Linked DNA regions of Homo sapiens: region 2 is linked to region 1. The links are chromatin loops, found by intact Hi-C in ENCODE. Cell type or tissue: chondrocyte. All regions are shown on one strand. Links, peaks and the distances in the headings refer to the core of each region. The heading gives the core; the rest is flanking DNA.

Region 1 (5,000 bases), core at 1-5,000:
GCATAATGAGAGATGTAGTATTTTGCTTTAAGAAACTAGATAAAGGCCTTTAGATATGTTGGTGATATAAATACAAATATTATAAAATCATCAGCCCTCAGATATCTAAGTATTCATTAAGTAAAGGATGCATATATTAGACACTAAAAGATTATAAAGAATTTATACACTCTAATGAATATATTGTAGAGGATGAGTTATGCATTTCATAATCTCAGAGTATTCCGGGTAATGTCATTTTCTCATTAAGTGTCACTAATACAACTTTTAATAATTTTTTTAAAACTTGGGAAATTGTTTTCTATATTGAGATATATATATATCTATCCCTATCTATTAACGTAACTTTTTGATATTGTGTGACTGCATTAAAAATGCCAAAAATATCTTCGCCAAGAACAGAGAAAGTCAGGATTATTTTAAGCTAGTATAATTGTCAGCATGGTTAAGAAAGTCTGAGATTTCAAGTGTCAAATTACTCTAACAAGCTAAATTCAATGACAAATTCCATTAAAAGGTCCTTATAAGAAAGTTATATTTTAAAAAATGTGTTTGTGACAACATTGAAAGATAGGAGATGCAACAAAACAAATTCCTACGTGAGTGGGCATGTATGTGTTTAACTTTCCAGTTGGCTTCCATCAGAATTTTTTGCCCTAACACATCTCAGAGCTCCTTACCACAAGGTCATCCACATAGCTATTTGTAAATATGCATGGCAATATCCAAATTGGTAGATTTCCATTTTTAGGTTATAATATATGCAATGTAAAGACTTTTAGGTAAGCTCCAAATATTAATGAAGGCTGTGAAAAGTCCATTTCAATTTTGCTTCATGATTTCATGTCTTATTTTCTCAATTTGTGAAACAAGAATTTGTAGGGATATAAGATTCCCTTAGAATCTCAGGACAAATGCATTTTATTTTGTATAAATATTAACAGTATTATTTTCACAATTATTTTATATTATTCATTTTTAGAATTGGAGAACATATGCAAGACATAAAAGTGCAGAAATGCATATATTTTGTTCAAGTAGTTCTTTCACAGGCACTCCATCATATGAACTTCCACTATAAGTCTCAGTTTTGTTGATTAAGGATTCGACTTCACACTTGCAGGTGGCAAAAACACCCTACACCACCTGGTTCCCTGTTATCTCTCTGCCTTCTCTTCTACCACTCGATCCCGCCCCACCCTTTCACTTATTCCCCAGTAGGTGCTAATTTCCTTTAACATGTTTCCTCTGCTCTTCCCTCAGCTGTCCTTCCCTCCCTTCCCCTTGTGTCTTTGGCCAAGGTTCACATTAATGGGTAGATAAGCCTTATCTATCCATTCTTATAAAACTCCCCTCCCTAGTGCTTCCTAGTATTTCTTTTTGCTTAATTTTTCTCCATAGTGCTTACCACCATCTGGCTTACTATGTATTTACTTATTTGTTTGTGGCTTGTCCCCTTTCTACTAGGATGTAAACACTGTATTTGTTTTTATCATTGTTCTATTCCAGCACAGAGAATTGTGCCTGGCACAGAGTGGGTGATCAATAATATTTGCCAAGTGAATTAATATATATAGTCCGTTTGATTTAAAATCTGTCTTTGGGTTCAAACCACCACACAGAATAGGGAAATAATTATTAAATGGTGAAAATCACATACCACACAAGAAGCTTCATATTGCTTCCCCAGTTTGGGCCTCAAAAATGCACTGAAAAATTAATAGAGATATTTGTTAATAAACATAAGTAAAATTATTATTAAAGCATCCTTGTGACGTATTTTTCAATGAATAAGACAGGATGCTATGAAATTCAAATTTCATGCTTCCTTATAGCTTTTTAATGAGCAGGTGTTGAACAGCTGATGACATTTTCTTTTACACGTGTAATTGCATATATGAAAGAGAAGTGGATCTCGATGGTTTTCGGTATCCACTCTTAATCTGAAGACTTCTAAGATTTTAAATCGCCAGTGGTCAGAAGTGGTGCATTACTTACGTGTACAGTCATAATAAAAACTGAAAATTGAACACGGCTTATGGGTCATAATTTCCAGAATCTAATATCTTATCTGATAAATCTCTAAAATAACAATAATAAAGAAAACCTTTTCTGTTTATTGGAATAGGTGTCAGGCCTTTCCGGGGTTGTGGGGGAAGGTCCCTTATCACAAATCCTCAGGAGATTTAACTGGGGAGATTAATCTGAGCAAAACGGTTAACAAGTGGGCATAGCAGATATTCGCCAAACAGGAGCTGGAAAAACAACAGGTCACTGGGCTAGAATTACAGCAGGAGATGGAGGGGGAATTGGACGCAGGAGCACAACCAGTCATAATTATCTAGCTCCCCGCCCCCTCTTCCCAGGCTCTCTGCCCTCCCACCCCCTAAAATAATGTATACATTTATGCGACAACTGCCAATCTGCTTGTCGTCAAACTTCACTGAAATATATACATATATATACATATTTTAATGCGTGTTTTTAAGCTGGTGCAGAGGGCTTGTTTTCCAGCCCCAGAGAGGGAGCTGCAGGCTGTGGCGCGGCCTCAGCGGCGGCGGCGGCAGCGGCGACCCGGGCGGCCCCAGGAGCGCCCCCAGCCCAGGGCGGCCCGCGGTGCGCCCTCTGCGCCCCTCACCTGGTTTGCCGCCACAGGAAGGTCTGGATGGGCAGGGGGATGCCGCGGCCGCCGTCCTGCTCCTGGCCCTCGGAGCTCTTCCTCTTCACCATAATGGTGGCTCCCGGGAGTCCTACTGCAGGACCCAGCTCTGTCTCCTCGCTAGCCGCCGCCGCCGCCTCCTCCCGCTGCTCCCAACTCTCATCCCCTCCTTCCCCGAGGCAGAGCCGGCTCTCTCCGCCCTGATCCCCCGTGCCTCTCCCCTCCCCCCACCCCTCCCCGCGCGTGGAACATGGCTGCGGGAGGAGGGGAGGGCTGGAGGAGCCGCGGAGCGAGGAGGGGGGCGCTCGGAGCAGCGGTCCGCCTCGCCGCCCCCGCACCCGCTCCCTGCTTTCAGCACCTCCCACTGTGGACAGCGGCCCGCGCCGGGCTGCACGGCCGGAGAAGCGAATCCGGGGCAGCTTGAGCCGCAGGGGTACGGCCCAAGAAGTCCACGCTCCGCATCGCAGGCGCTCGTCCCCTGCGCGGCCTCTTCAGCCCCCGGAATTCGGCTTTCCCCGCTCCGAGCTGCACTCAGGAGTGTCCCCTGTCCTGCTTTCCAACCTCAGCATCCAAACTGTCGCCGTCTGGGTAGGAGGAGCTTTGGGGAACCGCAGAGCAGTCGCTAACCCTGGCATCATTCTCACCTCCAGCAAGGAGATCAGGAGTCCAGGGGTTAGCCGGAGGAACACATGAAAATTATTAGAAGTGTAAACCAGGAAGGTGAGGCAAGGTTGGCAAGTGAGAGGAAGCTTGAAAGATCTTAGATATGAGAAGTTATTTTTATATGATAACCACAAGAAATAAACCTTGTTTGTTTTCCTAAAGCAGGAATACAAAGTTCCCAAAGTAACCAGTTGTGGATATCAGTTAATTGCAAATTGAGGAAGAACATTTGAATCATGCTGTGAGGAAATGTGGTTTATTACAGTCCATTAAATGCACTTGGGTGATCCTGTTCGCCCCCAGTGATAGCTACCATTTTCCTTCAGTTGTAATAGTCAAATGCTTATATGTTACATATATTAATATTTTATAGTTGGATTGCTGTTAGATATATTATCTAGGAGTAAAACAAGTAGGCCGGGGAGGGGGGTGAGGTGGGGTGAAGCAATCGGAATAGTAACTACCTGCAATTCCTCCTCCTCCCCCTCCTCCTTCTCCTTCTTCCTCCTCCTCCTCCCCCTTCTCCTCCTCCTCCTCTTCTCCTCCTTCTCCTTCTTTCTTCTTTCTTGTTCTTTGACGGAATCTCGCTCTTCAACCAGGCTGGAGTGCAGACGTGTGATCACGACTCACTGCAGCCTTGACCTCCCAGGCTCAAGAGATCCTCTCAGCTCAGTCTCCCCAACAGTTGGGACTACAGGTGTGCACCACTACTCCCAGCTAATTTTTTATTTTTGTAGAGATGGGGGTCACACTATGTTTCCCAGGCTAGTCTCAAACTCCTGGGCTCAAGCAATCCTTTCACCTTGGCTTCTCAAAGTTCTGGGATTACAGGCATGAGCCACCATGCCTGGCCTCATCTTTTAGAGCAAAGATATTGGTGTAATCCATGAAATGAAGAATCAGACTCCAGGTCCTAATCTCAACAGATGTAATATTTCATATATAATTAACAGCATAGTATATATCAATATTTTTTGCCATAGAAATAAATTCTTCATTTACTTTCTTGAAGTTATCTTTTATTATGAATCTCAAAAATATGGATCTTATGATCTCAAATATGGATCTTGAAACAAAGAAAGATTCTAAGTACAGTTTACTCAAGGCATATTTATTGAGTGTATTTTATATACTCATAGCTCTATGGAGCTATATGGACTCTTGCTCACAAGGAAGTCTGAATATTAAGAGAAGACAGACATGAAAAGAGAAAAGAATCATGGGAGATACGAATGCAGATTCAGTTATGAACAAAAGGTCAAGGCAGAAATTATGTGTAGGAATCAGATGGAGACTTTGTATGACAGGCTAGAAAGTTTTCCTAGAAGGCCTTTAAGCAGAGAAGTAGAAACTTCATATCCATTTAAGTGTGAATGACATGACAGGAATGTAGGGATTATTTGAAACAGGCAAAAGTTGTATTAGGAACCCCAGTATGAAGATTAGAGAAATGTTTTATGAGATCCTGAACCCTGATCATAATAGCAGAACTACAGACAAGGGGGTGAGTTTGAATAATATTGCAGAGGTAGAATTAATAGGATATGATGACCAAGTGGGTATGGGAAAAGAAAAATAGCACATTGGTTAAGAGCTTAGGTCTTGAGCCAGACAGTTTTGGCTCTAGCCCTACCATTAACTAAATATAATATCCTAGAAAAGTGAAAAAACTGCTAAG
Region 2 (6,490 bases), core at 712-5,711, 430 kb before region 1:
AGAAAGGAGAAAGCAAATCAGGAGAGCTTTGTCACAGAAGCTGGAAGGAAAGAGGGCTTCATGGAGTAGGGAGTGGGATCAATTGCTGCTTAGGGGAAAAATAAGACGAAGGGCAAAGAGTGTTCATTGAATACAATGATATGGAGATTATTTAGTAAGAGCCATTAATGGAGGTGGAGGGTGACACACCCGATGAGTAGATAGAAATGAGGACGTAAAACAATACTGATGGTAGGCAACTCTTTCCTGAGTTTGGCTGTGAATGGTAGTTGAGAGAAAGGGTGGTAAGCGAAGAGGGGAGGGGAAGGAGATTTGAGATTCAAGGGAGATATTTGGGAGTTATTAATTTTTTGTCGTTATTTTTAGGATGGGAATGCGGGTGCATATTTTAATACCTGTATATAAAGAAAGGATTTAATAAAGAGGGAAAGGTTGTAGATAGGAAGGAAATAATCAACTGCGTAAGGTCTTTGAGAAAGGGTGAGTTTGTGGATGCTGACACATGGAAAGATAGGCCTTCCCATCAACAGGAGAGGGATTCCTTCATTTGCACAGGAAGAAAGGAGCAAAGGACATCTATGAGTTCAGACAGATACATCACTCTGTTGGTAGAAAACTACAAAAGTTCTTTATAGAAGACTTCTATTTCTTTAAATAACGTGGCCAGGCACACTGACTCACGCCTGTAATCTCAGCACTTTGGGAAGTTGAGGCAGGCAGATCACTTGAGGTCAGGAGTTCGAGACTAGCGTGGCCAACATGGTGAAACCCTGTCTCTACTAAAAATACAAAAATTAGCCAGGCATGGTGGTGCACACCTCTAATCCCAGCTACTCGGGAGGCTGAGGCAGGAGAATCACTTGAACCCAGGAGGTAGAGGTTGCAGTGAGCCAAGATCGCACCACTGCACTCCATCCAGCCTGGGCTACAGAACAAGACTCCATCTCAAAAATAAACAAATAAATAAATAAATAACAATAGAGAAAGTCCTTGAAAGACAGGTGAGTGAAGGAGGCATGGAGGTGTTGCAGAAGGGTGAGGGAGGTATGAAATATCTTCTTCAGAATGAGAAACTAAACTACTTTCTGCTTTTTGTGTATCAATCAGCTTTATGATAAGAGTTTAGCTTCCCAGGTACAAACATAGAGAAAAGACAGATGATTGTGTTTACCTAGGATTGAGTTTTCCCAGGAACTTGAGGGTTTTTGCAAAAGAACTCAGTATATAGTGGCCGCAGTCACTAAATATGCTAATTAAATTTTAGACCCTATAGTTTCTTTTTAAATGAAGGAATAGTTTATAATTCCTTCATGTGGTCATCAAATTGGCAAAACATCTCACCAGCAAAAAACCTGGAGTTGGGATTTGACTTAAAAATTTTTAAGTAGAATGACTGGCTGAAAGGCTTTGTGAAGGGAAAGGTAGAAATGAAACAACTTGGTGGCTTTTCAGAACCAGCATTCTAGAAATTATGTTCAAGTGTGGTTTATGTCCTAACACAGCTACTTGAATCTCCGTAGTCTAGTCGTGTTCTCTCTCTCAAAAATAGTTTCCTATTTGTAAATATATAAAATGTATTTGATTTGCAAAATTGTAAAATTTTGACTATAAATCTTTAAAATTTATAACGTTTGTAAATATTTATAAAATATTTTCCTACTTGTGAATATCAGAGACTGCCTCATAGCGTTGTTGTGAGGATTATGTTGTAGAAAAAACTGGGTTCTTGTCACAGGACCAGGATAATTTGGGCACGCAGACACATTGTAGATTGAGTAGGGCAGGGTTTATTAAATGAAAAGGAGAAAGGAACTCTCAGCAAAGTGAAAGAAAGTCCTGCGAGCAGTTCTCCTGCCTCACAGATTGAATCCTAGGTCATCACACAGGAACAGGAGAGGCTAGGCTCCTCTCCTCTGCAAACAGTGTGAACTTCCCGAGGCTCCACCCCGTCCTCCCAGTGCACAGGTGGGCATTATTCAGAAAGGATCAGTTGGGAAAGGGCAGGCTTCATCTGGGACCAGCAGTCGGGTTTTTCAGCCTTTAGGCTGTTTAGGCTTGAAGGCAGGGTTTCACCAGAGACCCTCGGCTGTCTCCTGTCTCTATCAATTAGATGGGGTAATATACATAAAGCGCTTGGAATATTGCCTGGCAAAGTAAGCCCACATTAAAATTAGCTGTTATCCTTATTTTATTCCTTACATAATGCCTTGCTCCATTTTGTTTCAATATGGGAGACCTTTTTACCATCTACTTCCTCTTGCTCTTGATCTAGACCCTCTCTTTGTCGTTTTGGGAACTGTTTGCTACCGGTATTGTCATCAAATTAACTTTTTCCATCCTGAAAAAAAGTCTTTACATCCTAACTTTTCTTATTGACATAACAAACCTAAAACAGTTGTTCTGAATCTCTAAAAATGAGGTACACTCAATCAAGAAAACATTTAACAAAACAGTATGACTTGACTTGATTAAATTCTGATTTCCTTAAGAGCAAGGATGTTATACTTTATATTCCCTTTCATTTATGGATCACTGATTTACACGTATCAGAGGTTCTCAGTGAATGCCCTTTCACTCAGGTGTTTAGAAATGTCAGGAATGAGGTGGAGGTGGGTGTGCACAGTTGACTGGAGGTATAACTTGTATAGTGCCCTGGAGGACAGTGTTGTTAAATGTCCTGTAATTCACATTTGGATTACAACTAATTGTGTCACTCAAAATATCAATAATTTCCCATTGAGAAAAACTGACATATATGATTTTTTCCTTTTTGGTTCACTGAACAAATATATATTGATTGCCTCCTAAGGGTAATGTGTTCAACTGTAATTTGATGGGTGTAACTCTAGAAACACATACTACGCTCCTGGCAATATGAAGGAAGTGTTACCACTTGATATCACTCTGATTTTCTCAACTGTACCCAAAGTGGAATGAGTATCATTTGCTTCTGAAATCCAACCACCACCACTTAAACATCAAAAATGTTTACTAAAACACTTATACCAAGGCCAGGCATAGTGGCTCACACCTGTAATCCCAGCACGTTGGGAGGCCTAGGCAGGCAGATTGCTTGAGCCCAGGACTTTGAGACCAACCTGGACAACGTGGCAAAACCTCATCTCTACAAAAAATACAAAAATTAGCCAGGTGTGGTGGTGTGTGTCTGTAGTCTCAGCTACTCAAGAGGCTAAGGTGGGAGGATCGCTTGAGCCCTGGAGGCAGATGTTGCAGTGAGCTGAGATCTCACTATTGTACTCTAGCCTGAGTGACATAGCAAGACCCTGTCTCCCTGCTCCCCACAAAAATGAATACAAAAACAAAAATATACCTTTAGCCTTATTTTGGCTAAAGGTATAACAGTTGAACCAAAAGACATGTTTCCATTCCTTTGGAAATCTACATTTCCTGTGTTTATGAACTTAATACTAGATTACAACAAGGATGACTATATTATTACCCAGATTGCCTGAATGGCTCAGAAGGCATGTAATTTGACATTTAACCATGAAGGAAATAGGAAAGTGGTCCATATTGTTTTCTCATAGGGGAAAAATATTCTTTTAAAATATATATTTATTGTATTTTAATAGCAAAAAATAAATAACTTTAATCATTCCTTTTTAAAGAAGTATCATTTTATTGTTGCCTTCTTTCAAAGTTAGTTCCCTAAACTTTCAGTAGGTGGCAGTAGCATTCTACTTCCACAGGTCACATTATTGATAGCTAGTAGTATTGTTTTCCAAGTAAGTTTATATGTTCTGAGATTTCTGAGATATGTCTTCTGATCTTCCTATTTTATCTAAATAAATATATTTGAATAATATTTTCATATTTCAAGCTAGGAGTATATTCAGAGATGATGAATAACCGATACTGTACATACCTATACCTTGTATTCAAGAGCTGGGTACACTATGGATCTAGTTATTCAATTGAAATAGAAGAGCTTTAAATGTTACAATATACTTGGCCACATGTCATTTTATAACTATATAACTATTCAGTTTCCATTCTCTTTGTTATCCTTGAATTTTGGACATTTTGGGGCTTTCTGACCAGTTGAAATGCATGTCACAAAATTTATTTTCTTTTTAGAATAGAAACCTACGTATGGATGTAGCAATAATTATTAGGATTTTTAAAATCTATGCTCTCCATAGTTTATGTCGATCTTATGGTTTTTTGCGGAATAGACAATAAAACAGTAAAATCCAGATGTTAAATAATAATGGATATTATTGCTTGACTGCTCCCTATCTGCCAGACACTGCTAAGTGAATGGTCTCATTCTTTTTCTTCACAAATCTATATAAGTATTTTAATTATTTTTATTTTACAGTTAAGGAAATTAAGGTATAGAGAGGTTAAGTAACTTGCCCCAAATTACACATATATTCTAATTCCAGAACCTACACTCTTTACCTATATACTGTTATTACTGCCCAGAAGTGCAAAGCAGATGGGCCTTTTTTCTTTTCCTATTTCCTTCACTCAGTGGGCAACGAAGTGAAAATGGAATGTTTTTTCTAATCTAATGAGAGCTCTTGGTTAGTCATTTCCTGTGTGGTATGTGTTCTTAATTCTAAGGGCATAAAGAATTAGGGAGAGGAATAGAGAGGAAAAAAATAATACTTCTTCTTGACATGTGTCTAAAATGGGAATATCCAGTTTTTAAGACCTTGAGCATGGGACTAATTAACTATCAAATAGCAAACCTAGTGTGTTTCATTTTATATTTTAACCATAATATGTGAGAGCAACTGATGCTGTTGTTTAAATGAATACTGGGCTAGATAACCTCTCCAAGGTGTTCTCCATTTCCATAATTCTAAGAATTCTGTCATTCAGAACTCTGAAAAAGACTCCATCCAGCCCACTTAGTAACTTCAGAATAATTTTTAATGCTAGCTGCAGTATTATTTATTAACAAATATAAATGACTTAAAAATACTGCTATGACCTTGTCGATCATTCACTAAGAGCACTTGACTAGTAATGTGTGGTCTAATTTTTAGTTGCCTTTGATTAGAGGATGATTTCAGAAAGCATAATGCAGTGTCTGCAGTGAAAAGCAAAGACCAAATCTGTTTAGTAACGCTCAACCCAATGGCAAGAATATGTAAATATTTAATCTTTTTATCCTCAGAGAGTAAATTATGTACTCTTGGAGACATTATTCTCTCAGACCTCTGGACTTCACTGAATGCACTGATGCAAGAATTCTAAATCATTCCATTCTGGTTTGAAGTTTTACTTCAGCTTCTAGAAGTTTCCAGCATTTACAAAGGAATGACTCTTGTATGAGAGAATCAGGCTTAGATATCTTTACTCTTTCATATTGTAAAGACAGTGCATAAATTCCCAAATGTGGCATCATGTAGGCAAAAAAATATCTTGAGACTTGTTGGATCCACCCTTATTTTCCAAATAAAGTGTCATACATAGTGTCATTGAACTAAACTAGGAGTAGGCTTAGAAACCATCTTCAGGGATTTTCATGGAATACTCATCTGTTTTCGATATATAGATTATTTGCCTATTTTTTTCTTTTTTTGTTCCATCTTTATATTGTCTAAGAGTAAACTTCAATGTGTGGGTTGGGAGTGGGAAACTTTGTGCTGATTAAAGGGTAGATATTTGACCTAATTAAATATATGATGAATAGAAATGGAGATAGAAAAAATTAAGGGAAACAATAAGCGGGGAAGAAAGTTTTGATGTGACCCAGCATGTTCAGAACTAGAGGCCAGAATACAGAGATGGAAGGAGTGGGGTGCCAACCTTCTCATTGCTTAGTTTTGGAATCATTCGATGCCAGTTACATTCTCTGTTTCTAGAACAGGGTGAAATAAAACCAGGGGAAAGACAGTCAGTTGGAGTTTTCATCAGCACAGTAGTTATGTTGATATACCTGTAAGGAATCTGCCCCTCAGAGCTTTACTCCACCTGATACACCCTGGTCTTGCTTGGTCCTGGGTCTTTTTACACTCCCATTCTACTCTTTTCCAGAAATGGTAAGTATCAAAACTGTCCCAACCAACAATGACAGTGAAAGAATCAGTTTTATAACTTGAGAATTGCTGTAGCCAGCATTAAAAGCAGACCATGTATCTTCTGAGAATGTGTCCCACCACCCTCCTTTGAGAACACAGCTGTGGCTTTGGACTTGGTAGTACCTAGGTGGGATGTGTTTAATTTCTAGTTTGAGTTTCACTGCACCACCTTTGCCTGTAACTTTCCATGTATATGCTATTAGCCACAGTGAAGTTCTTACTCATTTCACAGCAGAATGATCAGAACTGTTTCTATCTGAATTTTCACAAAGAAGATAGGCCAGCTGACCATATCTGGGCCTTGGACCTAAGAAATCAACTAGAATGGAGTATACTTTTGGAGCTACCCAAAGTGGGAACCCAGTATTTCAAGTTCAAGCCAATTTCCTGAGGGAGGCTCAAGAGTCAGTGCCAAAGAGAACAGATATACACTC

The links. A loop is a pair of places that touch in the nucleus more often than their neighbours do. Peaks named below come from ENCODE experiments on the same cell type or tissue, not always from the same donor. Only the 100,000 strongest peaks of a DNase experiment are listed, where the experiment ranks them.
Region 2: it touches region 1 in a loop (4-fold over the local background); 2 of 110 quality-filtered maps call a loop at or near these places.

What each region holds. Positions count from the first base shown.
Region 1 is chr2:209,769,803-209,774,802 of GRCh38, reverse strand. It overlaps UNC80 (unc-80 subunit of NALCN channel complex), which reads right to left and starts at 2,971. Exons shown (of 65, transcript NM_001371986.1): 1 at 2,639-2,971; 2 at 1,661-1,709. The coding sequence starts at 2,730. RefSeq lists an enhancer at 911-1,412. In chondrocyte, for the core only: no CTCF peak of the experiment used is centred there; a DNase peak (open chromatin) is centred at 3,042.
Region 2 is chr2:210,196,564-210,203,053 of GRCh38, reverse strand. The region is part of intron 8 of ACADL (acyl-CoA dehydrogenase long chain); the gene reads left to right. Among named protein-coding and RNA genes, the nearest start is that of ACADL, 26 kb to the left of the region's middle. In chondrocyte, for the core only: CTCF peaks have their summits at 3,446 and 3,684 (motif pointing right); no DNase peak of the experiment used is centred there.